Linked DNA regions of Homo sapiens: region 1 is linked to region 2. Evidence: chromatin loops called from intact Hi-C (ENCODE). Cell type or tissue: heart left ventricle. All regions are shown on one strand. Links, peaks and the distances in the headings refer to the core of each region. The heading gives the core; the rest is flanking DNA. Region 1 overlaps ADAM22 (ADAM metallopeptidase domain 22). Region 2 overlaps ADAM22 (ADAM metallopeptidase domain 22).

The links. Peaks named below come from ENCODE experiments on the same cell type or tissue, not always from the same donor. Only the 100,000 strongest peaks of a DNase experiment are listed, where the experiment ranks them.
Region 1: it touches region 2 in a loop (2.2-fold over the local background); 3 of 110 quality-filtered maps call a loop at or near these places.

What each region holds. Positions count from the first base shown.
Region 1 is chr7:88,039,304-88,055,190 of GRCh38, forward strand. All of the region lies in intron 3 of ADAM22 (ADAM metallopeptidase domain 22), which reads left to right. Among named protein-coding and RNA genes, the nearest start is that of ADAM22, 110 kb to the left of the region's middle. In heart left ventricle, for the core only: a CTCF peak has its summit at 6,781; no DNase peak of the experiment used is centred there; H3K4me3 peaks cover 918 bases; H3K27ac peaks cover 729 bases.
Region 2 is chr7:88,096,990-88,112,876 of GRCh38, forward strand. It overlaps ADAM22 (ADAM metallopeptidase domain 22), which reads left to right. Exons shown (of 32, transcript NM_001324418.2): 5 at 11,187-11,269. Among named protein-coding and RNA genes, the nearest start is that of SRI-AS1, 110 kb to the right of the region's middle. In heart left ventricle, for the core only: no CTCF peak of the experiment used is centred there; no DNase peak of the experiment used is centred there.

The DNA.
Region 1 (15,887 bases), core at 3,517-11,516, 58 kb before region 2:
ATGGTGGCACACGCCTGTAGTCCCAGCTACTTGGGAGGCTGAGGCAGGAGAATCACTTGAACCGGGAGGCGGCGGTTGCAGTGAGCCGAGATTGCACCACTGCACTCCAGCCTGGGCAACAGGGCAACAGAGCGAGATTCTGTCTCAAAAAAAAAAAAAAAATATATATATATATATATATACATTTCATGTACGGTGGCTATAATCTGAACCTGATTTTGTTTCTATATCTTTCCAAATATTAAGGATTCCAAGGACAGGGACAGATAATATAATTATGGTTGAAATGTTTTTCATTCATGTTTGCATGTGTGTGTGTGTGTGTCTGTGTGTCTGTGTGTCTGTGTTTAGTATGACCAGTGGTGATTACTGTTTGGCATTTATTACGTATCTAAAAAGAGAAAGAATGAGCCACTTTTCTTTTTCTCACTATCTTGTTTCTATCTGTGTTATTCTACTGAATATACTCTCGCCACTTTACCAGTAACATACTAGTCTTCAAACTTAATGACCGTTTTTGTCCTTGGATTCTCTGTAGGTACTTGAAAAGGCTGATTCTCTCATCCTCAAAACTCTTAATAGTAATTCTTCCTTCCTTTTCTCCAGCTTCTTTTTAGCACATCTTCCCTCTCTAAATGTAGACATATCCAAGCCTGAGTCAGTGTCCTTTTCACTCTCCCACTCATCACAGTTCAACCCTATTTCTGTAGATATTTGCTAAGCCTGACCTCTTTCATGACTGTTCTCCCCACACCACCAGTTCCTATTGCATCTTTCTCAAAGGGTCAGGATTTCAGTTATCACTTCAAGATCAACACTTCCATTTTTTTTTTAATTTTATTTTTTGAGATGGAGTCTTGCTCTGTCACCCAGGCTGAAGTACAGTGGTACAATCTTGGCTCACTACAACCTCCATCTCTTAGGTTCAAGCTATTCTCCTGCCTCAGCCTCCTGAGTAGCTGGGATTACAGGAACCCGCCACCATACCCAGCTACTTTTTGCATTTTTAGTAGAGACGAGGTTTCACCATGTTGGCCAGGCTGGTCTCGAACTCCTGACCTTAGGTGATCCACCCGCCTCAGCCTCTCAAAGTGCTGGGATTACAGGCGTGAGCCACTGAGCCTAGCCAACACATCCATTGTTAAACTCATCAGCTTACTCCCCATCACCATCAGGTCTTCTAGATTTTCACACATCTGTAAGTGGTTCTGTCTATACTTCCCCTGTCATCCAAGTTTATTAAATATCTGTTGCAGATGATGTGGTAAAGAGAAAATTAAAATTTTATTTAGTTTTTTTTTTGTTTTGTTTTTCTATTGCTGTGTAACAAATTAACACAAACTTAGTGGCTTAAAATAACACAAATTTATTATCTCACACTTTATGTGGTTCAGGATTTTGTTTTCAGATGAGCTGGGTCTCTGCTTAGGGTGAAGTAAAGGTGTTGGCCTGTTTGCTTGTTCAGATGAGCTGGGTCTCTGCTCAGGGTGAAATAAAGGTGTTGGCTTACATCTGAGGTTTGGGGGTTTTCTCAGAGTCATTCAAGGTTGTTGGCAGAATTCAGCATTCCTTGTGGCTCGATGACTAAGGTCCCTGTTTTCTTGCTAAGAGTTGGATCAAAACCTCTCTTAGCCCCAAAAGGTCACTCTCAGATCTTGTCCAATGGCCCCTTCCATAGGCAGTTTATAATATGGCAACTGCTTTTTCCAGGCTAGCAGGAGAGCTTTTGCTATGGCTTCTGACCTGATTAAGGGCTCACAATATTAAATTAGGCCACTCAAAGTTGTCTCCCTTTTCATTAACACAAAGTCAGCTGATAAAGGACCTTAATTACATCTGTGAAAACCCCTTTGCCATGTAACATTATATGGATGGTAACCCATCGTATTTACAGTCCCACCAATATTCAAGGGGAAGGAATTGTGCAGGGGGTATACACCTTGGGGTGGGAATCTTGGGGGCTATCTTAGAATTCTACTTACCACAGGACAGATGGAATCAAGAATGGTAGTGAGTGCCATCATTAATTATTTGCGGAAGTTAAAATAGTTATACTAACATAGATGGTGCCAATGGAATGCTAGCTTGGAGTTTTACATTAGTATGTGCATGTTTGTGGAAAACTATACTAATTACACATCCATATATATTTTATATATATAAAAATACCTAAAAATGTTTTAATATACTCATCTATATCTATACATTCATTTTATCTTAAATCTGTCTTTGTTACCTCTTTGTAAACATTTCCCACAACTCAACTATATTTGAATGTGAAATTTAAGATTAATTTTGCAAATATCATGTTTTTAATGAGAGATACACGCCAGTACTTTTGCCCTTATCCTTTGTTATAAAATTCTGGACAATTTAACATGCTTTTTTCCCTAGCCCAGGTAAAGTGTAATGTAAAGTGACTGCCTTCCTCTGTCTTCCCAGATAAGGATAATTGCTTCTGGTGAATAATCAAATTATGGCTTTCATCCTCTGACCTTTGAAGGAATAGCATTCCCTTTATTTTAAGTTGCCTTTGTGTGTATGTGTGTGAGCCAAGCCACATTTTGAAATGCAATTTTTCTTAGAAACAGATCTGTTGAGAAACAAAATAAAAATGTAGATTTCTTATTTGAATAGAGAGAAAAGTGTTTTTCTCTGGTTTCTTAAAATGTATTTATAAATAGCACCTGTTTCTATGTAAATATAGAGATTTGTTGTTAATTGTTCTCTGCTGGTATTGCTAAAATTGATGATAGAGCTTTTCTTTGAGTCATATCTATACTGTATTGTTTGCTGTACTGTCTAAATCATTTCTCCAATCTAAGAAGAAAGTTTATCTTCAGGGGAGGGCTTTCTCACTGTTTTCCATTGATTTTGAATACATCAGAATCTATTGCCAGTTTTTGATTGTTTATTTAGTAGGCCATAAGAAAGATTCAAGTTTACTTCCATTTTGCAGAGGGTTTGAAAATTTATAAATTTTCCAAATATGGTGTGTTAGCTAGAGCATCTTGTAGGGAGGAAAAATGTGAGAAGTGAACTTTGGTTTCATTTTCAAATTGGTGGATTATGTTGATCTGGTATATAGCTGGTATGAAACTAAATACTGACACTTAAAGACTTAACTGTTTTGTTTGCCTGTTTAATTTGGAGCTGCTTATAGCTATTGAGATCATTACATGCAACAATCTTTTGTATATTTATTCATAGATTACTCTGCTATACAGCCTTTAGCTTTATACTTGATTTGAAGTTTGAAATGAAATTGGAAATTAATATTTTTACCTTTACTCACATGCACATTCAGTCTTCATTTCTCTCCATTGACTTAGCATTTCTCTTCATTTAGGAAAAAAAATAGATTTGTGGCTCAGTTAGTAATTATGTTCATCCTCCAATTCAAGTCTTTCCTGAACTTGTTCAGGTCAGGCTGACATTTTGCACTTGATTAAGGGAGACTCGATGATAGCTAGGAATCCACAATATAATATCTTGTTCTTGAGTGTGACTTAATGTGCTTCTAACCTAATCTCAAGGTGTCCTGATTGTCTTGTTCATTCATTGATATTTCTTCCTATTTCCTTGGCATACCAGATCAAAATTTGAATATATTAATAGCCTTCTAAGGAAAGAAATACACCATAGCTGTAAAAGAAGAAAAAGTTGCTTCTGGTAGCAAGAAGGTGGATGACACAAACTTCCTTGCGCAATGGTGACCTTTCAATTAGCTTACCTATTTTCTCTGTTCTTTGAGGGTTTGATGCTAGCTGCCCATTTCAAATCTGCAGCTTCAAACAATATTGCTGTTTCTTCTTTGAAACATAGATCTCAGGGAAGTGACTGTTGGAAAAGTAATAATAATGATTCTGTTTATTATTTTATTAACTGTATATATTAGTACAGATAAATGAACACATGGATAAAGAATATTCTATACTTTGGGAGGCCGAGATGGGCAGATCATGAGGTCAGGAGATCGAGACCATCCTGGCTAACACGATGAAACCCCGTCTCTACTAAAAATACAAAAAATTAGCCCGGCGTGGTGGCGGGCACCTGTAGTCCCAGCTACTCGGGAGGCTGAGGCAGGAGAATGGTGTAAACCTGGGTGGCAGAGCTTGCAGTGAGCCTAGATCGCGCCACTGCACTCCAGCCTGGGTGACTGAGCGAGGCTCAGTATCAAAAAAAAAAAAAAAAAGAATATTCTACTTTTCAGGGTAAGATTTATGCCATTCCATATTATAGAAAATGTATGCTAGCCAGTCTCAGTGGCATGCGCATGTAGTCCCAGCTAGTTGGGAAGCTGGGGGATCACTTAAGCCCAGGAGTTAGAGGTTCTAGTATGTTACGATTGTGGAGTGCCCTCCAACATGGGCAAGCCTGGATAGTGAGACTCCATCTCTTAAAAAAAAAGAGAAGAAAATGTATACTTAAAAATTTATATTTATTTCCAATTTGAATCAGTGAAAAAGCTGAGTAAAGGTATAGACAAAATAAAGAGCATTTACATTATTTATTTCAGATACATCCATGCAAATCCACACAAGTCCATATGTGGATGTAAATTGTGGAGAGTTTTTAATCAGTGTGCATGCCATTTAAAAATACAAGAGATCCTAGGGAAAATAATTTCCATTTTTAGCATCAAAGATACTTCATCTGTTTTTATAAATGTGTGTTATATAAATCAAATCAACTATTCTTCTCATTGCTACAGTATGGCATACATTAAATCCAAAGAGAAGTACTTGTTCTTGAAATTAAAATAGGGAAGCCAAACAATATGTCAGTTATTAAAAAGTAGATTTTTAAAATGATTTTCAAAATTGTAGTCAAATAATAGCCCTTGACTGCTCTCAAATATTACATTGCAGTTCCACTCTTAGCTAAGCTATTGATAATTCAATTATTTGAAGAAAGTGGTTTAAAATTAACTTAAAAGTTACTCTTCCCTTTTGGATAATAGATTCTGCATCATATCATCTATGATTATGATGATGATGTCTTTAGAGTGCTCAGGAACTGCTATGTTATCTGCTCTGTTATGTGGTTCCATAATGATAACATGCAGATGGATGTATACGTGGAATTTTCAACTAAAAGCTCCTCGATTTGGAGAAATTTATTAAATTCATATAATGGAGACTTTTTGTTTGTTTTTGAGATGGAGTCTCACTCTGTCTCCCAGGCTGGAGTGCAGTGGCGCGGTCTCGGCTCACTGCAACCTCCCCTTCCCGGGTTCAATCAATTCTCCTGCCTCAGCCTCCTGAGTAGCCGGGACTACAGGTGTGTGCCACCATGCCTGGCTAATTTTTTGTATATTTAGTAGAGACAGGGTTTCATTGTGTTAGCCAGGATGGTCTCGATCTCCTGACCTCATGATCCACCCGCCTCGGTCTCCCAAAGTGCTGGGATTACAGGTGCCTGGCCTTTTTTTTTGAGAGGAAGTCTTGGTCTTGTCAGTTAGGCTGGAGTGCAGTGGCGCGATCTCGGCTCACTGCAACCTCTGCCTCCTGGGTTCAAGTGATTCTCCTGCCTCAGCCTCCCAAGTACCTGGGATTGAGGCACCTGCCACCACACCTGGCTAATTTTTGTATTTTTAGTAGAGACGGGGTTTCACCATGTTGGCCAGGCTGGTTTGGAACTCTTGACCTCAGGCGATCCGCCCACCTCGGCCTCCCAAAGTGCTGGGATTACAGGTTTGAGCCACTGCACCCGGCCTTTTTTTCTTGAGACAAACTCTCGCTCTTGTTGCCCAGGCTGGAGTACAATGGCGTGATCTCAGCTCACTGCAACCTCCGCCTCCCGGGTTCAGGCGACTCTCCTGCCTCAGCCTCCGGAGTACCTGGGATTACAGGCACCTGCCACCACACCGGGCTAATTTTTGTATTTTTAGTAGAGACAGGGTTTCACCATGTTGGCCAGGCTGGTCTCAAACTCCTGACTTCAGGCAATCTGTCCACCTCAGTCTCCCAAAATGCTGGGATTATAGGCTTGAGCCACCGCACCAGGCCTAATAGAGACATTTCAACCATGAATCTCCTTTGTTAATTCTTTCTATGTCTTGCAGTTAGGTTATTTTTTTTTTCTTGTTGCTTTCCCACCCAGCTTTATTAAGATATGATTGAAAAAAATTGTGTATATTTATGGTATGCATGATGTTTTGATGTATGTACATACTGTGAAATGATTACATCAAGTGAATTACTTTATCTGTCACCTCACGTACTTTTCATGTTTTTATGGTGAGAACATTTCACCATTTCCAAGTATATAATACATTACTAACTGTAGTTACCACAGTGTGCAATAGATCTCCAGAACTTATTGCCCCAGTATAATTGGACTTTTGTACCTTTTAACCAGTGTCTCTCTGTACACCCTCCTCACTTCCTCCAGAGTCTGGCACCATCATTATACTTTCTCTTTCGTGAGTTCAACTTTTTTAGATTCCACATGTAAATGAGATCATGTAGTATTTGTCTTTCTGTGCCTGGCTTATTTCATTTATAATGTCCTCCAGGTTCATTCGTGTTGTTGCAAATGACAGGATTTCCTTCATTTTAAGGCTGAGTCGTATTCTATTGTGTGTGTGTGTGTGTGTGTGTGTGTGTGTGTGTGTGTGTGTGTATGTCACCCTGTTTTCTTTATCCATTCATTCATCCATAGATACTTAGTTTGACCCCATATCTTAGGTATTGCGAATAGTGCTGTAATAAACATGGGAGTGCAGATATCTCTTTGACATACTGATTTCATTTTCTTTGGATGCATACCCAGAAGGGGGAGTGCTGGATCATATCATAGTTCTATTTTTAATTCTTGGAGAAACCTCCAGATTGTTTTTCCTAATGGCTGTACTAATTTATATTCCCATCAACAGTGTGTGAGAGTTCCTTTTTCTCTACATCCTCACCAGCCCTTGCTATCTTTTTGTTATTTTTTGATAAAAGCCATTCTTACTTGTGTGAGGTGATATCTCATTGTGGTTTCACTTTGCATTTCCCTGATTATTAATGATGTTGAGTATTTTTTCATTTACCTGTTGTCCATTTGTATATCTTCTTTGTAAAAATGTCTATTCAGATCCTTTGCCTATTTTTTCCATCATGTTATTTGTTTTCTTGTTATTGAGTTTTTTGAGTTCCTCATATATTTTGGATGTTAACACCTTATCAGATGTTTGTTTCAGAAATATTTGCCCCCATTTTGTAGGTTTTCTCTTCATTCTGTTGATTGTTCCTGTGCAGAAGCTTTGTAGTTTGGTATTATGCTATTTGTTTATTTTTGCTTCTGTTGCCTGTGTTTTGGGGGTTATAGCCAAAACAATTATTGCCCAGAGCAATATCAGGAAGCTTTTACCCTATGTTTTCTTCCAAAAGTTTTATAGCTTCAGGTCTGTGTTTAAGTCTTTAGCCTATTTTGAGTGTTTTTTATATATGTCATGATTTCAGAGTCTGATTTTATTGTTTTGCATGTGGTTATCCAGTTTTCCAACACTATTACAGTTAGGTTAATTTTTATAGGACTTTCATCTTGAATAGTTCTTTAATGTGCACTGGCCACTTTGTTGATACAATATAAAATCATGGGCAACTTAGTTTTACTCTTTTTCATTAATAGTGGAATGTGGTTGTTCAGATGGTAGACTCAGGAATTAGACCTACGTGGGAATACATCTTGGTGTAATCATTCACCAGCTGTGGAACTTGGTGCTTGTTCCTTTCACTGGCCACTTGTGTACCTCCTTGGGCTTGCCATTTGTCTTCAGGCATCTATTTCCTAGCCTACCAAATGAGATCATATTTATAACTACCTTCCCAATTGGCTGTTTATTTCTGTGATCTATGGATGCATTTAAAATACCTAGTACAGTTCCTGGCACACCATAAATGCTAGCTGGTGGTATTATTTCCTCAACTTAAACTCTCAGGCAGGCTTATCTTTTCTCTACCTCTGTAGTTTTTTCCCTGCCACAGCTTTGCTGTTGTTATTCTTTTCATTTGAAATGTTCCTCTATGCCTCTTTACAAACCATGGACATTTAATCTATCTTCCAGCAATTAAGTCTTCATGAATCCTGATTTGACTGTTCTAATTCACCAAGATCTTTTCTTTTCATGGAGTCTGTGTGTCTACTGTCAGTTCTGTTTATTGTGACTCTCAATGATACATTGGGATTTGATTTTTGTATTTTCTTGTTTTGTTAATAAGACTCAAAATTCCATGCAGTCAAGTGCTCTCTAAATTTTTACATATTTCTAAAAATTGAGCACACAGGCATGTTTTGGATTTTTTTGTCTTTTATTAAAAAATGATTTTTTGTTATGTACCATGAACTGTATGTATTCTGAACATTGAAGATACTACTAATTATTTTAATTGTTAACAATTTGATTAAGTTATATGAGTTTGTAATACACTGAGATACATTCAAATTTCCGTTGTTATTTATTTTAGCGGGATCTTTCACAAAAATTTATTTTTAAAGTGCCATGATTAGATTACACGTATGCAGGGCACTGAATTTATAAGTAAATGGATCAAATAAATAAATGCATCAGATGTATATACATTTAAATAAAATTATTCACATATACATATATATAAGAAAAGTGAAATACATTTTTTAAAAAGATGAAAATATAAAATTAGCAATAAAAAAGAAGTGAAATAAAAGTAAAAATGGAAGTTTCTTGAACTTCTCTGCCACTGGAATACCTCTCTGGCCATGTTTTCTTCTTATGTCCTGCCCTGTTGCTAGACTTCCACAACTTTTGAAATAAATATTTTCCCTGTTATATTATTGAATCTGATAATATTTGTGCTGATCGGCAGCCTACTTTTTTCACTGTTTATTTTATAAAAATTTTTACGTTTCATAAGTAGATCCCTATGGTATTTTTAATAGTTACATAGTATGCCAGTGTATGATTGTTTTGTAATTTATTTAACAATTAACTTCTTAGTGGATAGTTAGATTGTTTCTAGTATTTTGCTGTTATTATATGAATATCCTTCACATATTTTACTATTCTGGGCCAATTATTTTCTTTGGACCTTTTCTTAGGAGAGGCATTTTGGTGACTAGAAATATATCCTCTATTTATACTGCATATTGTCAAACTGCCTTCTATAAAGTCTATACCAATGTATTCACTCAAGATTAACCTGTGTTCCTAAATTTTTATTAATCTTTTAAAATACTTGTTTATGTTAGGTAAAAAATTTCATCTTTCAATATTCTTTGATTCTGGAAAGATTGAACATATGTTTTGAAATGTATATTGGCCATTTGTAGGCATTTTATGAATTGCTTCCTAATATACCATTTCCATTTTCTACTAGAATGTTCACCTTTTCTTATTAATTTATACATTAATAGTATCAACTATTTTTTATATACAGGGTGGTCGCTAAGTCTAGAAACACAGGAAAATATATAATAAATGGTTTATAGATATTATAATTCATGATCAAATAATATCTGTTTCCAGATTTTATGGCTACCCTCTACATTCTACAGATAATTCCCTTTTCTCTCCCTACCTCCCAGTATGTCATTTATCATTAACTGAGTTTAGTGTGTTTTGTCAGAGGGATTATTTAGATTTTTATCTAAAAATGTGGCCAAATTTATAGGGATGTTTTATTTTCAGTTTTGGCTTTGGTTTTAGAAAGGCCCTTCTCATTGAGGAATTAGTCACCCAAATTTTCTCCCATGACTTTTATTACTTTATTTTAAATAATTGATCATTTAACCCACTTAGAATTTATATAGGTGTTAGTGTGAAGTAAGGCTCCATCTTTATTTTTCAGAATGGCCTGCTGGTTGTTCTCAGAAGAGGCCTCCACCTGAGGCTTTAATGACTGCTAACTAGCAGATTTCAAGCTCTTGGGAAATCCCTAACATCTCTGAGTCTCACTTTTCTCACTTGTAAAATGGGGAGTTAGAATATTTCTTATCTCAAATTGAAGTCCATGTAGGGTAAATAACTTGTCCAGAGTCTAACATCTTTTCTCATTTGGAATAGAACTTTACCCTGTACACTGTTTCTTTTTTTTTCTTTTCTGTTTTTTGTTTTTTGTTTGTTTGTTTGTTTTTGAGATGGAGTTTCACTCTTTTACTCTTGTTGCCCAGGCTGGAGTGCAGTGGCACAATCTTGGCTCACTGCAACCTCCGCTTCCCGGATTCAAGCAATTCTCCTGCCTCAGCCTCCCGAGTAGCTGGGATTACAGGCATGCACCACCACGCCCGGCTAATTTTGCATTTTTAGTAGAGACAGGGTTTCTCCATGTTGGTCAGGCTGGTCTTGAACTCCCAACCTCAGGTATCTGCCCGCCTTGGCCTCCCAAAGTGCTGGGATTACAGACGTGAGCAAGTGCACCCGGCCTACCGTGTACATTATTTCATGTGTCATTTGGATAACTATAGTTTGGGGTGAAAGGGATGATTTTTACCTTGATCATAAATTGAGAAATCTAAGGTTAGAGTTAGTGAATGGTATATAGATTCTTTTTTATTTTTGGTCAGCAGATGTTATTTTAAATTGATGAAATATATTATTTTATATAAAATACTTTTCATAACAGAAACTTTGAAATATGAAGTGCTCTCAGAAGAATTAGTAATGTTACTTTGTAAAAAATACAAGAAAATGTCAACTCAGAAATCAAAGTACAGATACAGAACATGGTTTTTATTTTGATTTTGTTTAAAAACTCTAACCTCAAGATGCTTTCTTGTTTAATAAATATAATGTAAATTTTTGAAAGATTTATAAAGAATTAAACAGGAAGGCCAGGTGTAGTGGCTCACACATGTAATCCAAGCACATTGGGAGGCCAAGGCAGGAAGATAACTTGAAGCCAAGAGTTCGAGAACAGCTTGGGCAGCATAGCAAGCCTCCATCTCTACTAAAAAAAAAAAAAAAAAAAAAAACCTGGGCATCATAAGGTGCATGCCTGTAGTCCCAGCTCCTCAGAAAACTGAGGCAGTAGGATCACTTGAGCCCAGGAGTTTGAGGCTGCAGTGAGCCATGATTGTGCTACTGCACTGCACTCCAGCCCGGGTGTCAGAGTGAGACCCTGTCTCAAAAAAACAAAAAAAGGAATTAAAAGAATTATACCAGAGAAAATGAGAAAATGCCCAGAGTCAGTCTTAGTGATTTCAGGATAACTCAAAAAAAAAAAAAAAAAGAAAGAAATTAAAAAATATTATTGAATGGTTTGTAGTCACTGAAGTCAGAGCTAGAAAAGACCTTAACTTACCTGATTTTTCTTTGATTTGCATTCTCTGATGGCCAGTGATGATGAGCATTTTTTCATGCGTCTGTTGGCTGCATAAATGTCTTCTTTTGAGAAGTGTCAGTTCATATCCTTCACCCACTTTTTGATGGGGTTGTTTGTTTTTTTCTTGTAAATTTGTTTAAGTTCTTTGTAGATTCTGGATATTAGCCCTTTATCAGATGGGTAGATTGCAAAAATTTTCTCCCATTCTGTAGGTTGCCTGTTCACTCTGATGGTAATTTCTTTTGCTGTGCAGAAGCTCTTTAGTTTAATTAGATTCCATTTGTCAATTTTGGCTTTTGTTGCCATTGCTTTTGGTGTTTTAGACATGAAGTCCTTGACCATGCCTATGTCCTGAATGGTATTGCCTAGGTTTTCTTCTAGGGTTTTTATGGTTTTAGGTCTGACATTTAAGTCTTTAATCCATCTTGAATGGCGATCATTAAAAAGTCAGGAAACAACAGGTGATGGAGAGGATGTGGAGAAATAGGAACACTTTTACACGTTGGTGGGATTGTAAACTAGTTCAACCACTGTGGAAGACAGTGTGGCAATTCCTCAAGGATCTAGAACTAGAAATACCATTTGACCCAGCCATCCCATTACTGGATATATACCCAAAGGATTATAAATCATGCTGCTATAAAGACACATGCACATGTATGTTTATTGCGGCACTATTCACAATAGCAAAGACTTGGAACCAACCTAAATGTCCATCAGTGATAGACTGGATTAAGAAAATGTGGCACATATACACCATGGAATACTATGCAGCCATAAAAAATGATGAGTTCATGTCATTTGTAGGGACATGGATGAAGCTGGAAACCATCATTCTGAGCAAACTATCACAAGGACAGAAAACCAGACACCGCATGTTCTCACTCATAGGTGGGAATTGAATAATGAGAACATATGGACACAGGGTGGGGAACACCACACACCGGGGCCTGTTGTGGGGTGGGGGGAGGAGGGAGGGATAGCATTAGGAGATATACCTAATGTAAATGACGAGTTAGTGGGTGCAGCACACCAACATGGCACACGTATACATATGTAACAAACCTGCACATTGTGCACATGTTTCCCAGAACTTAAAGTATAATAATAAATAAAAAAAAAAAGAATGTGGTTTTTCAGTAGTCCATTTTTTGCTATTTCTTAACAAGTTTTATAGAGTCTTGGCCTTTGACTTAGCCTTTTTATATTATCATTTCATATTGACTATTGAAAGGGTCTTATACTAGACCCATTGTGCCCACTGAGTAGGAGTTATGAGATGAAGTTATTTTGTTCTTTTTATTTTGGTAAAATTATTTTTTGTATTTTTACCTTTGCCTTTCAACAGGGCATCCTTAAATATCCCTCCAAATTCAGAATATGGGTTTAGGCTGGGTTTAACTTGCCAGACTGCTTAAAGCTGTTTGCTAATTGAATTTATCCAAATATATCATTTGTTGCAACTTTGATGTGTTTGTTTCACTCATCCACCATGGGCCGTTTACTGCCCACCACTTGGGGTGTCCCTGCTATCCACTTCACTTTGTAAACATTGGAAGATAGTTGAGTACCATGAAGAAAACAAAGACCTCGGGCTTTAGCACATAAAAAAAAAATTCCCGGCCGGACGCGGTGGCTCACGCCTGTAATCCCAGCACTTTGGGAGACCGAGTCGGGCAGATCATGAGGTCAGGAGATCGAGACCATCCTGGCTAACAAGGTGAAACCCCGTCTCTACTAAAAATGCAAAAAAAAAAAAAAAAAATTAGCCTGGCGTGGTGGCGGGCACCTGTAGTCCCAGCTACCAGGGAGGCAGAGGCAGGAGAACCCGGGAGGCGTAACTTGCAGTCAGCGGAGATCACGCCACTGCACTCCATCCTGGGTGACAGAGCGAAACTGCGTCTGAAAAAAAAAAAAGTTCCCAGATGCTGCTATTTGATTAGATTATCATATTTTGCATACTTTTAGAATCTTTAGCAAACATAACCTAAAATCAAAGTACACAGTACACATATCACAAAATTTGTGATAATTTTTGGCTGTTTTTCCAAACAGATTGAAGCTGCACGTGATAGTTTCCTTGTTTATCTCTATTGTTCCTTCCACACACCCATGTGACATTTATTTTCTTTGTGGTTGACTGAGAAAAAAAGTTAACTTTCCCATGTCCTTCCCCGGTCAGCTATCCTGTTTGCCTTAAATTCTATTGCTCTTCACTTGTGTTGGTACTTTCAGGCCTTTTTCACTAAACACTGTCTCTCTTCAAATACCTTCTCGGCTGCCATCATTCATGTTGAATCTTTCTTCAGTTAAAAAAGTTCAGCATGGACTTTTATGTTTTACTTCATTGTTAAATGTATATTATGGGTTAAATGTATTTATTTTTTTGAAAATATTATATGGGTATAGGTACAGAATTTTAAAAAGTTTCCTTTACATCTCTGTCCTCCAGTTATCCAGTTCCCCCTTTGAGCAATATCTATTATTGCATTTATTGTCAGTCTCCTTCTTGAGGGAGCCCATGTATTCATGTATGCATGTATATGTGAATATACACAGACACACAGACACACATACTTACAGACACACACATAATTGTATTTTTTGTATGCAGATGTTGGCATATTAGGTACATCCTACTGATATCTCTTAGCAAAAGCCAAGAGTTGGAGACCAGCTTGGGCAACATAGCAAGACACCCTCTCCGCTAAAAAAAAAAAAATTTAGCTGGGCATCATAGTATGCATGCCTGTAGTCCCAGCTACTTGGGAGGCCGAGGTGGGAGGGTCACTTGAGCCTGGGAGTTTGAGGCTGCAGCAAGCCATGATTGCACCACTGCACTCTAGCCAGGGGAACAGAGCAAGTATCTCTCTCTCAAAATAATAATAATAAAAAGACTTAAAGAGAAGAGGAAATGCTCAGAGGCATTCTTAGAGATTTCAGGATAACTCAAAAAAGAAAGAAAGAAAGAAGGAAGGAGGAAAGGAAGGAAGGAAGGAAAGAAAGAAAGAAAGAAAGAAAGAAAGAAAGAAAGAAAGAAAGAAAGAAAGAAAGAAACCAAGTAAAAAAGATATCTTCACTTAGCAAAATATCTTAGAGCTAATTCCATACTAATACATGTAGAAATGTTTCATTCTTTTTAAGGGCTACATAGTATATACCATTTGATGGATTTACCATAATTTACTAAATATTCCTCTGTTAAGGCTCATTAAGTTTGTTTACAGTTTTTTATTATTACAAATGGTGCTGTGGGCTGGGCATGGTGGTTTATGCCTGTAATCGCAGCACTTTGGGAGGCTGAGGCGGGCAGATCACCTGAGGTCAGGAGTTCAAGATCAGCCTGGCCAACATGGCGAAACCCGATCTCTATTAAAAATACAAAAAATTAGCCAGGCATGGTAGCATGCGCCTGTAATTCCAGCTACTCGGGAGGCTGAGGCAGGAGAATCACTTGAACCAGGGAGGTGAAGGTTGCAGAGAGCCAAGATCATGCTACTGCACTTCAGCCTGAGCGACAGAGCGAGACTCCATCTCAAAAACAAAAACAAGTGGTGCTGTGATGTCATGTACACATGTTTTTATATGTGTATTATATTACACATATAGGATTATATCTATAGGATAAATTCCAGAAATGAAATTGCTGAGTCAAAGGGAATACATAATTTATATTCTCACCAGAAACATATGAAAGTTCCTTTCTCATACCCTGTTTCCATCACATGCAACATTGCTCTAGCTGTTTTTGGCTTCCCCGTAGGGCCCTGAGGTGATGTTCTCCCATACTTCTCTCAGTTTTTCTGTTGTTATTATATTATTAGAAAGCTCTGCCTATTATGTGCCTGTTCCACCACAGCTCCCTCCATCCCACCAGTCTGTTTTCCTTCAAGACTCAGATCTATCATACATTCATCTTAGAAACATCCTTGCTCCATAATCACCATTCTGTTCCCTTCCCCTAGAACTTTCCAGGCCTGATTAGGTGCCCTCCTGTGTGTGTGTGTGTGTGTGTGTGTGTGTGTGTGTGTGTGTGTGATTCCTCTGCACACATGGTCGGTTTCCCCTGCACGCTTCTATTATGGTGCTCATCACTGTGAATTGTGTTCGTGGGTTCTTTGTACATTCTTTCGCCATTTTCATCTCTTTGTCCAAAACACTTTTCCTATGTCAACATGTAGTAGAGGCTCAGTAAATATGTTTTTGGATAAGATAACTTAAATCCAGTCAGAATTTTAGAATTAGATAGGGCCTTAGTGATCATTTTATATGTTTACTTTATTAGTGAAAAGTAGACTTTTAAATTTTAATGTTTTAAATTCAAAATTCAACAATTCGTTGTTTTAAACTTCTTTAAGAAAAAAAACAAACTAATTAAAGTCAGTAGTTTTTTACTTGCCTGTGACTTTTTTCTCCCTGGGTTCAAATCAATACCCCAGTATTACGGTCCTTAATGTACAGGGGTTTTATAATGGAACATGCTGCTGTTTCTTCAAACTCAACAAATATCAGATATATATATATATATCTTTTGTTTCTTCCCATTTTCCTTCTTGCTCAACTATCCTTTGTTCTCAGGACCTTGCTCCCTAGACC
Region 2 (15,887 bases), core at 4,137-12,136:
TGTTAATAAATCCTGGGCTAATCCAAAATCATTTATGCAGAGATAAAAATGACCACTGAATGCTAGTATTAACTGCTTGAGCTTAGCATGTAAGGCTCAAGGTGCAAGAGAGCCTTACATGCTCTCTTGGACGTGCTGCAACCAGAATCTTTTTTTCTTTTCTTTTTTTTTTTTTTTTTTGAGACAGAGTCTCACTCTGTCACCCAGGCTGGAGTACAGTGGCACCATCTCGGCTCACTGCAACCTCCACCTCCCACGTTCAAGCGATTCTTGTGCCTCAGCCTCCCCAGTAGCTGGAATTACAGGTGTGCGCCATTATGCCCGGCTAATTTTTGTATTTTTAGTAGAGACAGGGTTTCACCATGTTAGCCAGGTCTCAAACACCTGACTTCAAGCGACCCACCCGCCTCAGTCTCCCAAAGTTCTAGGATTACAGGCATGAGCCTCTGTGCCTGGCTGCAACAGAATCTTTTAGCGGCCAGAAATTTTCTCTTTATCCTTCCTTCTTCAAAAAAGGAATGGAGGATAGAATTGAAGTGAAACTAAAGGAGGTTATGTTTATGGTAAAAGTGGAGAAAAAACGATTTCCTTTTTTTCCTTACCTTAGACCCTCATATAGTTGTGTTTCCTTAAAAAAAAAAAAAAAGAAAACAACAACAAACATCTTTTTCAGATATGACAAAAGAAAATTCCTCCTGTATTTTAGGAATGCACAAATATGTTTTCTCTTTGTGCAACAATCATCTAGTCAGTTATGTTTTTTCCTGTTACTAGTCAAACATCAACTACAGAATAAGGTTTTAGGTAATTCACAGTCTTTATGCTAAAAAGTCCATATAGAGTAATGCATTTAAATTTTATTATTCATAAAAAGGTACAATGATATAGTGGTTTCCTGGAAAGAGTTATAATTTCATGAGTTTGTAATTATATAGTAATTATATATTATGTGGTCCACATTGATTTTCCATTCTCCCAATTTAGAACTACATCTCAGAGAATCTGATAAGCCCCCTCTCTGCATTACAGTAATCTGTTGCTGAGCATTTTGTGGGAACCTAAAATTTTTAGTAGTCTGATATTTGTTATATTAGTGGGTGTCTAATGATTACTTGACAGCTGCATATTAATTTCTCTCGACTATTCTGTTACAAATAAGCAATTTAGGAAGCTGTGTTTGACTTAGTAAAATGGAATATTAAGTTTGCCATATTGTGTAAAAATAATGATGAGTATTTTAAAATAAAGAGATAGGAAACTAGAATGCTGGTTATAGGTAATTAAGATACAGGTTAATTTTATTAGATGAGTGATGCCATGGTAGACACCTCCAGTTTCTACCACTGAACCAAGCTTCTTAAAAGGAAAATCCCTGGATTGTGAATAAAAATTTACTTGGCTATGTATAAAGAGATGAATTATTTTACTGGTTTGAATAGTGTTCCCCAAAATTCACGACTCCTAGAACCCATGAGTATGACCTTATTTAGAAACAGAATCTTTTCAGTTGTAATCAAGTTAAGAGGAAGTCATGCTAGATTAGGGTGCGCCCTAATCCGATGGTTGGTGTCCTTACCAGAGAAAGGTATAGACATAGAGACACAGAGACAAACACAGAAAGTTATGGCCCCTATATTTTATGGTGTTCACCATCTTTTAATAAGATTAACTCCTTCCTCATCACTTTTATTCCTATCCAGTGGTTTTCTACTGTCTTTCTTTTCCTTTCTTGTGGAAACTTTTGCTACAATAATATTCTTACACATCTTTTCCTCTCCGGTGGTAATCATGTATCTTTTAAATGAAATTATTCTTTTTCATCGGCTCGTTTTATTTCCTTTTAATTTTTTAAGTCCATAATATGCCTAATCCTTTTGGTTTTTAAAATGTTTTTGATTGATACTACAAGATCCTAGTGCTCACCAATGAATGTTGAAATAGTACAGAGATTTTTAATGACTATGTTGTTAGATGCTGTTTGAACATTTGTACCCTGGAATGGAGTGGCAAATATTAATACCCAAAGGTGTTAACCAGTAGTGTATATGAGAGTTAAGTTACCTGTGATAAGATGGGCAGTATGTGCCTTATTTAGCTTTAGCTGATTTTTGTCTTGCAGGAAAATGGAAAAGTGGTAATGGAGTCTTACTCTTAACAGATCTCTTAATTTTTAGGGGAAGATGGAAAATCCAAGTTCAACAACTCTGAAAGTCTGAAATTTTATCCTACTTACAAGTTAATAGGCATTAGCTTGCTGCAGTTTTATCTATGCCGGCAGAAGACAGGAAACTCCTGGGTCAGAGACGAAGGACTTCATTACTCTGGCATTGGCAATAGCCAGAATAGCAACATTTTCTTACCCTGGTATCTTGAGCCTTAATTCCCAGAGGGTAACAGAGGAAAGGGCCGGCTAACCTGAGCACACAGTGCATTGTGTTACAACAAAGAAATTCCGAATTTAGGAAACCTGAATCCTTTATAGTGGGAAGTAAACATGCCTGCCCTTTGCTTTGAAGGGAGATTGTCTCCATCTTCCAAAGCTGTTCCCTATGCAAACATCATTGAAAGGATAGTCCAGAAGAATCTCAGACATTAAGGGGTTCTAGATACTTATTATAGTGAAATATTACTGAGTAATCTTTCAGAATTCATTTCCATATGTAACATTAAATATTACATTTTAATCATTTAAATTAAGCCTGATGATGTAGGGTAGTTGTATTTTTAAGGCTTTTGAAAACCTATAGTGCTAAGTTAAAGTCTAGGAAGTATTCATTTGTATTCTTGGTCTTATACTTTTATATTTCATAGATCCATATACTAACAAAATGAATTTTGAGGATCAACATAGGGTTGCCATTTCTTCTATTTTGCCATATATGAAAACAACCCTCTCAAAACATCTAAATACTATTACTATTGCTACCAATTTTAAAAAAATGAACCTAACCACTAATGCAATATGGCACTATGGATTGGATCCTGGAATGGAAAGAAAAAATTAAAGGAAAAACTGGTGAAGTCTAAATGTTCAGAGTCTAGTAAATGGTAATATACCAATGTCAGTTACTTGGTTTTGACAAATATACTAAAGAAATATAAGATATTAACAATGGGAAAACCTGGGTGATATACTATACTTCTCTATACCATCTTTGCAACTTTTCTGTGTATCAGAATTATTCCAAAATAAGTCTATTTAAAAAAGGAAAACAGTTGATATTTTAAATAATAAAGGTAAGGAAGTAAACATAGAACAAATGACAGTTTTTCAAAAATTAAATACATTTAGCTTTATGAAAAATTAAGTACACTGTACTTATTTTTATTTTTTTGACAGGAACTGATAAAGATTTTGAGATGCATTAGTATAGATTCATGGATTATTGGCATTTGGGAACCATGTGATAGCCTCACTTAATTTTAATTTACTGTAAATGAGAGGAAATAATCTTTTCACTTTTCTTAGCCTTTAGAATCAGATACTTTTAGAATCAATTATACTCTGTACCTGACCAGATATTTAGCCTATGTCCTTTTTGTGAATCCAGTCTGATTCTGTACAGTCACAGGTTATGAGTTTTAATCGGGATAGGTTGGTGGATCATCTTTAACATAAAATTTAGCTTTTTTAAGAATTTCCATTATGCAGCTGGCCCTAAGGAGACTTACTTTGTTATTTGTTTATTTTCTTATTTTAATTTGTATTAGAGATGCGGTCTCACTATGTTGCTCAGACTTGTCTTGAACTCCTGGCCTCAAGTGATCTCCCTCCTTGGCCTTCTAAAGTGGTGGGATTACAGGTGTAAGCCACCATGCCCAGCCTCCCAAGGAGACTTACAACTGGGAAGGTGGAGTAAAGATTGGAGGAGGGCAGGTTCCTGATGTTGATGCCAGTCGAGAGGGAGTTGAGACCAGGCAAGAAATGTGGTTTTGGTAGGAAAGCACCTGGTGGAACAGACTGCAGCCATGCAGCCACCAATGTGTCAGGACAGTGTATACCCTTGGGGGGAATCTAGGATGCAGTAGGGTTCAAGGACAGGCCGTTAGTTCCTGCAAGGTGGTATCAGCTAGAGCAGAGGTTCCCAACTATGGTAGCATATTGGAATCATCTGGGCAGATTTTTAAAATACCCAGGTCCCACCCTCTAGAGATTCTGGCGCAGTTGGTATGGGGTGAGGCTGTGAATTTTTTAAAAGAGCTTCCCATGTGTTACAATATGCTGCCAGGTTGGCAACTACTGTGCTAGGGTGGGGTGAGAAAGGGTCCCACTTGTGGAAGAGGGTGACTGGCATGAGCTTCCCAAACTGCATGGCAGAAGGCTGGTTCTAGGACCAGTGCCCATGGAGGGGGAGAAGGCTATGATTCAGTGAACAGAGCAGGAGAACAAGAGTTGCAGGGGCGGGTGTTTGGATCTGGAGGTGCCTACACTGGCCCTGACCCTTTTAGCATGACCAAACCATTCCTATCTGCCTGTGACTTTCATAGATGTAGCACTGAAATACCAGTATCCTGGGAAACCCCTTTGTCCCAGGCAAACTGGAAGTTTGGTTATTCTAGCCCCTTTGATCCAGGCCAAAGCATCCTGCATGATATCCTATGACCAGCACCAACAAAAATACAGCTCTGCCCTTCCTTGATATTCTTATCTCACCTTTTACCTTCCATTATGTTTCTGATAAAGCCAACTCTTTTTTGGGAAACAAGAAACAGAGTGGAGTACTACATTCTGTATCAGGAAGGGTCAGCTCAGGAACTAGTGTAAGATTTCAGTGAGCTTAGCAGTGAGGAGCTTCAGAATCAGAAACAGGAGTAGTGTAAAGCAGTTGTTCTCAAACTTTAGAATGCAGTAAAATCACCTGAAGGTTTGGCTGAATCACAGGTGGGTAGGCTGCATCCTCCGAGCTTCTGAGGAAGTCTATAGGGAGGCTTGAGAAATTTGCATTTCTAACAAGCTGATGCTTTTGGTCTGCAAACCACTCTTTGAGAACCACTGGTGTAAATAACCTTGACTTTGTAGCAGGCATACCTGGGTGTGGATGATCTCTCTCAGTCTATGGTTTCTCACTTGTAAAAGGGGGGAAATAATACTCACCTCATCAGTCATCATGAACTATCACATAATTCACTAAAAAGGATGTCCAGGATATGGTAGATACTTCCATTCTCTGAAAGATCTTTCTGTATCCTTTGCATGGGGACAGTTTGGTATTGAATATTTTTAGAGTTAACAATTCCAGATTTGATCATCAAAATCATGTAGAGGAACTTTTTACAACTATAAGAAACCTGGGGCCCTACCTCCTTGGAGATTCTGATTCAGCAGGCCTGAGGGAAGGCCCGGGCATCAGTTGGTTTAGAAAGCCTACCATGGTACTTCTGAGAGTCAGTTCTGGGAACTGCTATTTTGAGGAGCATTTCTCTTGTACAAGGGTTCTCAAGCACTGAATTTGTATTCAGTCATTTGGAGGATTTTAAAAGATGCTGATGCCTGGACCCCAGAGATTGTGATTTAGATGGTTGGGAGTAAGTCATGGGCATTGGAATTTAAAAGCTCCCGGGTGATTCTGAAGTGCAACCAAGGTTGAGAACCTCCCCTCTAGGGTATTCCTGGAACAAGAAAAACACGGAGTATTTGTTACAATGCAGATTCTTAGGTCTTACCTCAGAGCTGCCTGCACAAACTCTCTGGGCAAGAGACAGTATCTGCATTATAAATTGATGTCTTGAATTGTTATTCTTAACAAAGTTTGAGAATCACAGCTCAAGGGACATTATAGCATCCCTGAATATTGCCTGACTACACCTCCCTCACCTGTTTATATAGCACTTTACAGTGTACTTTACATTGTTATCTCATGGAATCTCCTGCATATCCTTATGAAACAGCTGGAGTAGATGTTATCTCTAGTTAATTGGTGAGGAATTGGATATTCAGGGAGGTTTTCTCTCCAGTAGCACGTGTGGGTATATAAACATAAATCAGGCAAATGTGCTTCTCTGAAAGGAGACAATAGCCTATTGGAGAAGTAAGACAGAAACAGGCATTCAGGTAGGAAGAGGTTGCAGTATGGTTGAAAAATACTATGAAAATTCAGAGAAGGAGGGGTTAGCAGGAAGTCATTTATGAGAAGGGAATTTGAGAAGGCTATTTGGAGGAGGTGGTTCTGGCCCATTTTAGAGCTGTCAAAGTCTAGTTTCCTTTGAGGAGCTTGATAGAGGGCATGTGACTATGGCTTTACAGCTGTGCTCCAATTGTTTCTCTTTATTAGGTTTTCCTCATTTTATGGCCCAGGCTGTGTAACTTCCTTTGTGTTATCATCTTGTCATATTTATAATAAATTCTATTTTTCCTTTGAGATTTTGCTATCTGTTTAATAAAAATGTGGTATGTCTTTGAATTTTATAAATAAATGATTATTTTGATGTTCCTAGAATAAAAAATTACAATAAATTTTTCTCCCATTAGGAAGATAAACCAATAATAGACATATAAACTATCGTCTTCATTTTTATAGAGGTAGATTTTTTTTAGCTATAACTATGTAGCTAAAAATAAACGTTTGTACTTTTATGGCTATGTTATTAGATCAAGGAGTATGAAGAAAGTTTCAAGGACAATGGATTTATTTCTGGAACAAAAGAGACAATAAGGAATAAAGCTATGACTGGCTGTCTGATAAAGAGCCCAACTCTGATAGGAAAAGCCCAAAAGGCTTTTCTCTTTTCCTGCAACATCTGTCTCAGATTATTGTATATAATACTTACTTCCATATAGCATACTTTTGACTTTTCTTCAAAAGTCATATGAAGACATGGAGAACCTTTATAATTGATAAGATTTGAGAAAGTTGGTTTGTTAGTGGTCTTTACTGAAATAGATAATTTTTAAGTAAAATGCAGTTTATGATTTTCAAATGCAGTGTATATTCTAAAACATGTAAGTGCAAAAAATACAATTATATCTGTCCCATTAGTTATTAAAATTTAAAATACACCTATTCTTTGACCTCCCAGGTCCATGTCTAGTACTCTATCCTGCATATATACTGATAGAAGTGCGCAGGAATATATGAAAGGATGTTTGTTGCAACATTATGACAGCAAAAAAGGAGATTATCTAAATGTCCATTAGTACAGGACTGTTTAAATGAATTCTGGTTCACCCCCGTAATGGAATAGTATGCCATCATTGGAAAAAATACTGTATTGATGTAGAAGGATGCCAAGCTTACCTTAAGAAAAAGAAAGTCAAGTGGCTGAACAGTGTACACAGTATAAAACTATTTGTGAAGTGAAAAGGATATATGGATATATGTGTATGTGTGTATGTATGCATCTACTTGAATGTACATAGACTATTCTTGGCATGGTACACAAAATGTGTCAAAAATGCTTACCATTTAGAAGGCATCTACAGCTTGAATAGTATATGTGAAGGGAGTATTTTTATTCTTCACTATGTACCCTTTCAATTCTTAGAATTTTTGCACCACATGTGTATTATTTTAAAATAACACATAAAATAATTATTTACAAAATAAAATATTAAATTTATATTTAATAATATAGTTTATATAAATTAAGAAAGCCCTTTAACAGCCTAACTCTTGGACTAAAAAACATTTCTAGGCATGTTAAAGGAAATAAAAGCTTCATTACTTCTTAGTTTAAATAATTATTGACTTATGATTAATAGTCCCTGAAAAATATTACAGCACAAAAATGAACTTTCACCATTATTGCTAATAATTACATATACCACCAGTTGAGACCTCAAGATTTGAATTGTAGTAATGCAAATTGAGATTTTTTTTTTCCCCTGGTGTTTATGCCTCTGCTGAAGTGTCATGGAAACATTTAATAATGATTCAACCATATTGAGCTCTTTGCTTCATTTGCCACGTTAGGCTTTTGTGCAGATGCATCCTGATCATCTGCTATTTTTGGCTTGACTCCTATTTTTTTCAAATCAGAGATTAGTGAAATATTGTTTTCCATTATTGAATCATCTATATAACTCTCCCCAATATAATGGAGGAATGCTTTTAAAAAATGAATTATTTGTCCTTTTTATGATTTAATATAACATGTTTCCAGAGTTGCGTTTTTGAAGAAAACTGTAGTAATTTATAAAATAGTATGCTTTGACATTGACATGTATTCTCATGACTATCAATTTCCATTGTTTTCTAGTCTGATACCATAATTCTCGAGAATTTTTTTTGTTTCTACTTCTCTTTATTTATCTTTGTTTCTACTATCTTCATGTGTTACTGTTCACTATGAGGCTCAGACTTCTAAGAGAAGAAGGTCTGATTCGGTTAGTCACTGTCCAATATAAGGAAACACTTATAGACAGAGTTCTGTCTTTATCAGGTCATCTGTTGACTGTTGACCTTTTATGCCTGGCCAACACAAAGCTAGAACTTTGATCTCTGATCCAATCCGATGTATCCAGGAAATCACGGGCATCTAAGTGATAACATCCTCTCATACACTCAGAATCTGATCTGTGGACTGTTCACCAGTCCAACAGCCCAACACACATTATTGTAACTTTTGTTAAATTTACTCTTAGCCCTGATGACAAAGTAGAATACAACACAACAGAATAAAAGAATAAACCAGCCTAGGGGAAAGTTTAGATTTGCCTTGCATAACTCACAGGTTCGAGGTTCAACATTGGGGATAGGACACAGGCCTTGTATCCACATAAAGTTTTCATCCCTACTTGGCAACTCCCCAGGTAGACAACCATAATCTCAGAGATTGTGGTTCCTATGTAGAAGAGGGATAAGAATATTTCTTTGTAGGATTGATATGAAGATTTAGTGTGATTGTGTATGTAAATTGAGTAGAACAGTAACAGACACAGTAATTATAATAGCAGCAAACACTTGTTGAGTACTTCCTATGAGCCAAGCATTACTCTAAACTCTTTATGTCTATTAGCTCATGTAATCCTCATAACAGCCCTATGAGATAATTATCTCCAATTGACAGATGAGAAAATGGAGGCACGGGCAGTCTCTGTAATTTGTTTAAGATTACACAGCTGGTAAGGGAAGGCGCCAATAGCTCACATTGTTAACATCTACACTACACTGGTGCTCCACATGAAGTCAGTGCCCCATGTTCTAGTGTCTAGGACTTGTTTCAGCCCCCAAGACTCTGTGGCCTTCTGGGTTCCATTCCCTGTACAACCCAGATGTGAAGTACCACCCTATCTTCTCCATTAAATGCAACCGCAACCCTCAGTTCATGATGATCAGTGGCTCCCCTGGGAATTTGGAGGTGGTTTAAGGTCCAGGATTGCATTGTGTACCATTTTACCTGCTCTCCACCCCCTCCCCAAAGCTGAGAGTTACCAGCTTCTGTGGGATTATCTCACAAGGAGCAGTAGTCTCAGGCTAGGCTGGTTTCCTTGGAATTTCGGTGAAGAAAATGTCTTCAGTCTGTTACATCTCCATGTCATCCTGTTCTCTCTCCTCCATTTGTGAAACACTGAACATTTTAAGTAGTGTCAGTCCTTAAGTCATACTGTGAAGTAGGTAACATTTGCGCCTTTAAACCACCCATCCTATCGGTCCTTTCTGTTTCACTCTTTCGTATCTCAGTGAGTCAATTTAATTAGAAGCTTTCAGCTACTGAAGAAATAGAAGATTGGTGACAGGATGGAAAGAGGTCATTTAGAGAAGAGCTTCTCGAACTTTAATGTGCATATGAATCATCTAGGGACTTGTTAAAATACAGATTCTCTACAGTAGGTTGGGGGTGGGGCCTGAGATTCTGCATTTTTAACAACCTCCTAGTGATGTCAATGCTGCTTGTCTCTGAACTGCACTCTGAGTAGTAAGTATTTAAAGGTGACATCCTAAGATGGCAGAAGATTTACCTTCTTACCTTTCCAGGCACATTGAATCCAAATAAATGAATCTCTCTTAGTAGAATTTTATTAATGCAATTGGATGCTAAGAAAAACTTCACAATTTAAAACCCCGCCCATAAACTGCTTACCAGTTAAAGCCATTGCTGGTTTCAGAAAAGAATAGTATGAACCTGTTTATCTGGTAATCAATATAAACACTGTAAAAACAAGCATTTCCTCCATCAATATAATTTAGTGACTCTCAAATGATTTATATTCATTTTTACTTAGTTTTATGTAAAAGAGTATTGCTTTGCTGCTGCTCATGATTGAATTTCTTTTTTTTTTTTTTTTTTTTTTTTTGAGACAGGGTCTCTATCGCCCAGGCTGGAGTACAGTGGTGCCATCTCAGCTCACTGCGACCTCCACTTCCCTGGTTCAAGCGATTCTCCTGCCTCAGCCTCCCGAGTAACTGGGATTACAGGCATGCACTACCACATCCAGCTAATTTTGTATTTTTAGAAGAGACAGGGTTTCACCATATTGGCTGGGCTGGTTTGGAACTCCTGACCTCAAGGGATCCACCCACCTCAGTCTCCCAAAGTGCTGGGATTAGAGGCATGAGCCACTGCACCTGGCCCATGGTTGAATTTCTTATAACTAGGAAAGCAGATGATTAAACTTTGGTGCAAGGGTCACATATGTATTTCCTTTCTTTTCTTTTTTTGTCATTTTTTCTTTTGAGACAGAATTTCACTCTTTTTGTCCAGGCTGGAGTGCAGTAGCACAATCACAGCTCACTGCAGCCTCAAACTCCTGGGTTCAAATGATCCTCCTGCCTTAACCTCCCAAGAGGCTAGGAATACAGGTGCATGCCACCACATCCAGCTAATTTCAATTTTTTTTTTTTTTGTAGAGACAGGGTCTTGCTATGTTGCTTAGGCTGGTCTTGAACTTCTGGCCTTAAGTGATGCTCCTGCCTCGCCTCTGAAAGCATTGAAATTGTAGACATGAGACACTGTGCCTGACTCCCCATGTGTATTTCAATATCTCTTTCTTTGTTCCTCTAATATCACCTACATAAAAGAAAGGTCAAGTCAACTTTTATTTCCCTGAATTTTGATTTAGAGTCAGCTCACTCAGAGTGTTTATGAATAATTCTGTTAGAAAAGATTTGATAATGCTAATCTGAATAATGAAATATCATGCAGAGTTCTAGATGTGGAGGTGCATTGTGAGTAGAAACCTCCTGTGAAATGAAGCAGCTGATTCTCCTTGTGATGCAAAGACTTACATTCTTTATTTCTGTTTTCAGGGAGGAGAGCACTGTTACTACCAGGGCCATATCCGAGGAAACCCTGACTCATTTGTTGCATTGTCAACATGCCACGGACTTCAGTAAGTGTTCAAAAAGTTATTTTTACTGTTTGTTTTTTCAATAATTTATTTTCTTTATTATGAATGCACTATAGTAGATATCCCTATTTTGTGTCAAGAAATGACTTTAAATTGGTGATGGATCTGATTTTTTTTTTCTCTTTTGTATTTTATAAACCAAGCAGATTTTTAAATTAGGGTTGCAAATGGTCGGGCGTGGTGGCTCATGCCTATAATCCCAGCACTTTGGGGGGGTCTAGGCAGGCAGATCACCTGAGGTCAGGAGTTCGAGACCAGCCCAGCCAACATGGTGAAACCCTGTCTCTACTAAAAATACAAAAATTAGCCGGGCATGGTGGCAGGTACCTGTAATCCCAGCTACTCGGGAGGCTGAGGCAGGAGAATCACTTGAACCTGCGAGGTGAAGGTTGCAGTGAGCCAAGACCATGCCACTGCACTCCAGCCTGTGGGATAGAGCGAGACTCTGATTCAAAAAAAATAAAGAAAGAAAGAAAGAAAGAAAGAAAAGTCCTACATTTTGCAAAAGAAAGAAAAAATATATATTGTCAAGAAAAAAGATAAGCATACTTTAAGGAGATGCTAGACTCCATCTCAAAAAAATTAAATAAAATTAGAGCTGCAGAAAACAGAGGCTTTTGAATTTCACAATGATACCTTAAAATGATATTTGAAGCATTTTTCTAGTTTCATCCAAATTCAGACAGGAGTGATTTGGGTTAACTTTGGTGTCTGTTTCTGTGGATGTTTAGCCCCTTGATATTCTTCCCTACTCCTTCTTTATATTAGTTTTTATATTTTTGTCAAATAATAGCAGTTTCAGTAAATGGAAACGCCTGACTCCTTACACAAAGAGAAAAGGCTGCTAGTGATCTCAAGAGCTCATATGTCTTTGCCCCTTTTTTTCAGCCTGAATCCCACCTAATTCATAGCAAATCTGTGGGAGGGTCTGTCGTTTCTCAGAGATCTCCGAGGAACAAAGTTCATCCTTCCTCAAGGCCTTGCTTCCTTTCTCATAACCTTCTCTATCAAATAATGTTTGCTGATGTTTAACATGGGAATACATCCACTTCCTCCATCCTGTCGATAATGATAATGCACAGGTGGTTGTTTCTTACTTGTTTTGTAACCCCTTATAAAGCTACCGTGTCATTCCTCAGCATTCTCTTTTAACTAAATCGTTTCATTTCCTTCTTGTTTGTTTTACTTTTTGGCACAGAACAATCCAGCACTTTAATTTTGTTAAATTTTCGTTGAGAAACTTTAAAATAATTCCTTTTTGTTACCATCTTAGAGATGTGGCTTTTCATCTAACAAGCAGTTACTGGGTGTCTCCTGTGTGCCAGCCCTAGGAATATTAAGGCGATTGAAACACAAGTCCTGGGAGCTCACAGTCTCATGAGGAGGCCAAATCTAGCCCATTTCCTGATGTGGAACATGATAGGTATATTTGCTTTTTTTTTGAGAGAGAGAGAGGAAAAAAAAAAAAACAAAACTGGGAAAAATGCAAGCTAAGCATTGTCACCGAAGAACAGGTGGCACCTAAGGGCTCTGGAAACATGCCACCTGAAGACAGTGGAGTGCAATAGGTTGGAATAGCCTATCCAAGGGAGAGGGTTACACTGACAGATCTTAAATCTAGGAAAGAGAGCTAATGGACACGGCCAGAAAATCTAGCTAGTCTGCCTGAGTGACACCTCTGGTCAGGATCTGGGAATAAGCATATTAGGCAGAAAGGAAAGAATATAAGTGTAAGTTAAATAACCAGAGACAGGAGGCCATGTGTCTGAGAGCATGGAAGACTTCCATTTCCTTGTTTGTGCTAAAAGACTACTGTGAATAAAGGTGTACATTTATTTACTTTAAATACATTATTTGAAGAAAGAGGTTTTTACAAACATGGAATCCATGCTTAATATCAGACAGTCTCTGTTTTCTTATTAGGAAAAAGAAACATTGAAGTCCTTTTCAGCAGTAAAATTGTTACATCTGAGCTCAAGACAAGCACATCTGTCACCTAGGAATAGTACAGTGAGACCTGTTCACATTTGTGACAGCAAGTGTATATTGGGGGTAAAAAATGAAGTGTTTTTTTTCCCCTTTTCTCTCTCTTAAAATCTCAATCCAAAGTCCTAGTGTCAGCATCTTTCTCAGTACTCGTTCCAGTCTGCCTTCTGGTTTTCCAAATGGACTCAATGTTGTGAGAATCAGAGAGAAGATATTTGTGCCTTCTAAGGGCTATAAATGGACCTGAGAACCTAAGAATGATACCTGTTACTAATCCTACTATAGTCTTGTAAAGAAGGATTGAAAAATAACTTTTAGGCCGGGCACGGTGGCTCACCCCTGTAATCCCAGGCATGAGCCACCATGCCCACTTTTCTTTTTTCTTTTCTTTTCTTTTTTTTCTTTTCTCTTCTCTTTTCTTTTTCTTTTCTTTTGTTCTTTCATTCATTCGTTCATTTGTTCGTTCGTTCATTCATTCTTTCTTTTGTTCATTCTTTTCTGTCAGAGTCTCACTCTGTCCCACAGGCTGAAGTGCAGTGGTATGATCTCAGCTCGCTGCAGCCTCCGCCTCCCAGGTTCAAGCCATTCTTGTGCCTCAGCCTCCTGAGTAGCTGGGATTACAGGTGGCTGCCAGCATGCCCATCTAATTTTTGTATTTTCAGTAGAGACGGGGTTTTGCCATGTTGGCCAGGTTGGTCTCGAACTCCTGACCTCGTGATCCGCCCACCTCAGCCTCCCAAAGTGCTGAGATTACAGGGTTATTTTAATTAAGTAAATTTTATATCTCCTTTTAAGAATGTTTTTATTTAAAACTAAATAAAAATAAACAGAAAACCTATCGTGTGTCTTGGAACATTGTCAGAATTGTGTATGACCATTTTAGGCTTTCTTAGACTTTTATGAGCACATAGGATAAATATAACCTTGTATCATCTTGTTGTTTAGTAATTATTGCTTCTCATCTTGACTTTACTTTCTGGAAGAAATGTTTTGGGGGGATGTTATGAAATATTGAATAATGTATGTTGTCCCAATTACAGTGGTTTAGATATGAGATATATTATGTCATCCATGACTCATCCTTTATAAATTACCAAGTGCGTACTGTTTTTTTTTTCATTTTTGATTTATTAAATTCAGTTCAATAATATAAATAAGGGAAAATCAGATTCGTATATCTTTCCCATAAAGAACCTGCAAGGTCACATTTGTTTGGAGTCAAAGGACTAATAGGCAATGTTTTGATCTTGGTGTGTTTGGTGTTAATGCAAAAATCTTGTTACTGTGGGAACCTTAAAGCACGGAGTTAAGTTTGAGTTTATTGCCCTCTTGTGGAAATTTGTAAGAATGGCTTTTTCATTTCAAAATCTTATTTTGATACAACCTTTTGAAATTTTAGCTCAATTGGTCTGTGACGACTTGGTCTTAGCTATAGGTTTTTATCAAGTATACTGTTATGGACTCAATATAAAAATTAGGATTTATATAAGTAAAACAAAAATATTTCAGTTCTCAAAGCATATAAAACACATGTATTTTTTCATTATTAAGGAATTAATAATGGCATATTATCATATAGCAATCTAGAGTCTTCTGAGATACAGATAGTGTCAGAATCTGTTGTCTTCATATTGCCTACATGATGTTTAAGTCCAATAAAAAAATGACTTTCTCATTGGACATTAACCTAGTATAAGGATAAATAACACTCAGTACTATTTTAAGAAAATAATCTGCTTGCTACTTTGTTGGTGTTGCCACGTGAATTTTGGCAAACTATGATGGTTTCATATGACTTTCTGGATGGATATGGCTAGTTCTCAGCAAGGGTAGAGAGATACTCCCTGCCATATTTGGTCTACGTTTTTGAAAGGCTCCCCCTCTGACTCCTTGGGCACATATTGTCAGTAATGTCTTACAAACTGCATCTGTTTATGTTTAAATTCCAAATAGAATGTCATCCAAATTCAGAAAGTACATGTGGCTGAAAACAGTGCAGCTGTGAGAATAATCATTCTGTGAGTATATAGAAGTTGAGGACATGTGGAAGATGTTATAGCAGGAATGAAAGAATTTGGATAGAGGCAGAACTTGGAGGCCATTATAATTATAGCTCATGGAATTTCACCAATTTCACTAAATCTTCAATGAAAGACAAATACTAGTTTATGTTTAGGAGCTTGGCTGTCACATAATCATTTCTACCAAAAACTAAAAAATTACTACAGCTCATAGCTTTGCTACCCTCAGATGCCTGAATGATAAGACAAGTTTCTTTAACATCATAAAGGGCCTGATCTCAGTAAAAGGATCATGTTCTTCTAAAAGCAGCAGCTATCAGAATCTGTCTGAGTGGGAGCTGAGGCCATTTGTATATTGAAGTGCTCTCCAGAGGATTTCTCAGATGGCTGGTAGCCACCCCCAGCCTACGAGGTCCAAAATGGAATTTTTTATTTTTAAAGAAATATAGGGTCTTGCTCTGTCACCCAGGCTGGAGTACAGTGGCACAATCATCAATCACTGCAGCCTTGAACTCTTGGGTTCAGGTGATCCTCCCACCTCAGCCTCCCAAGTAGCTGGGACTACAGGTGTGTGCATCACCAGGCCCAGCTAA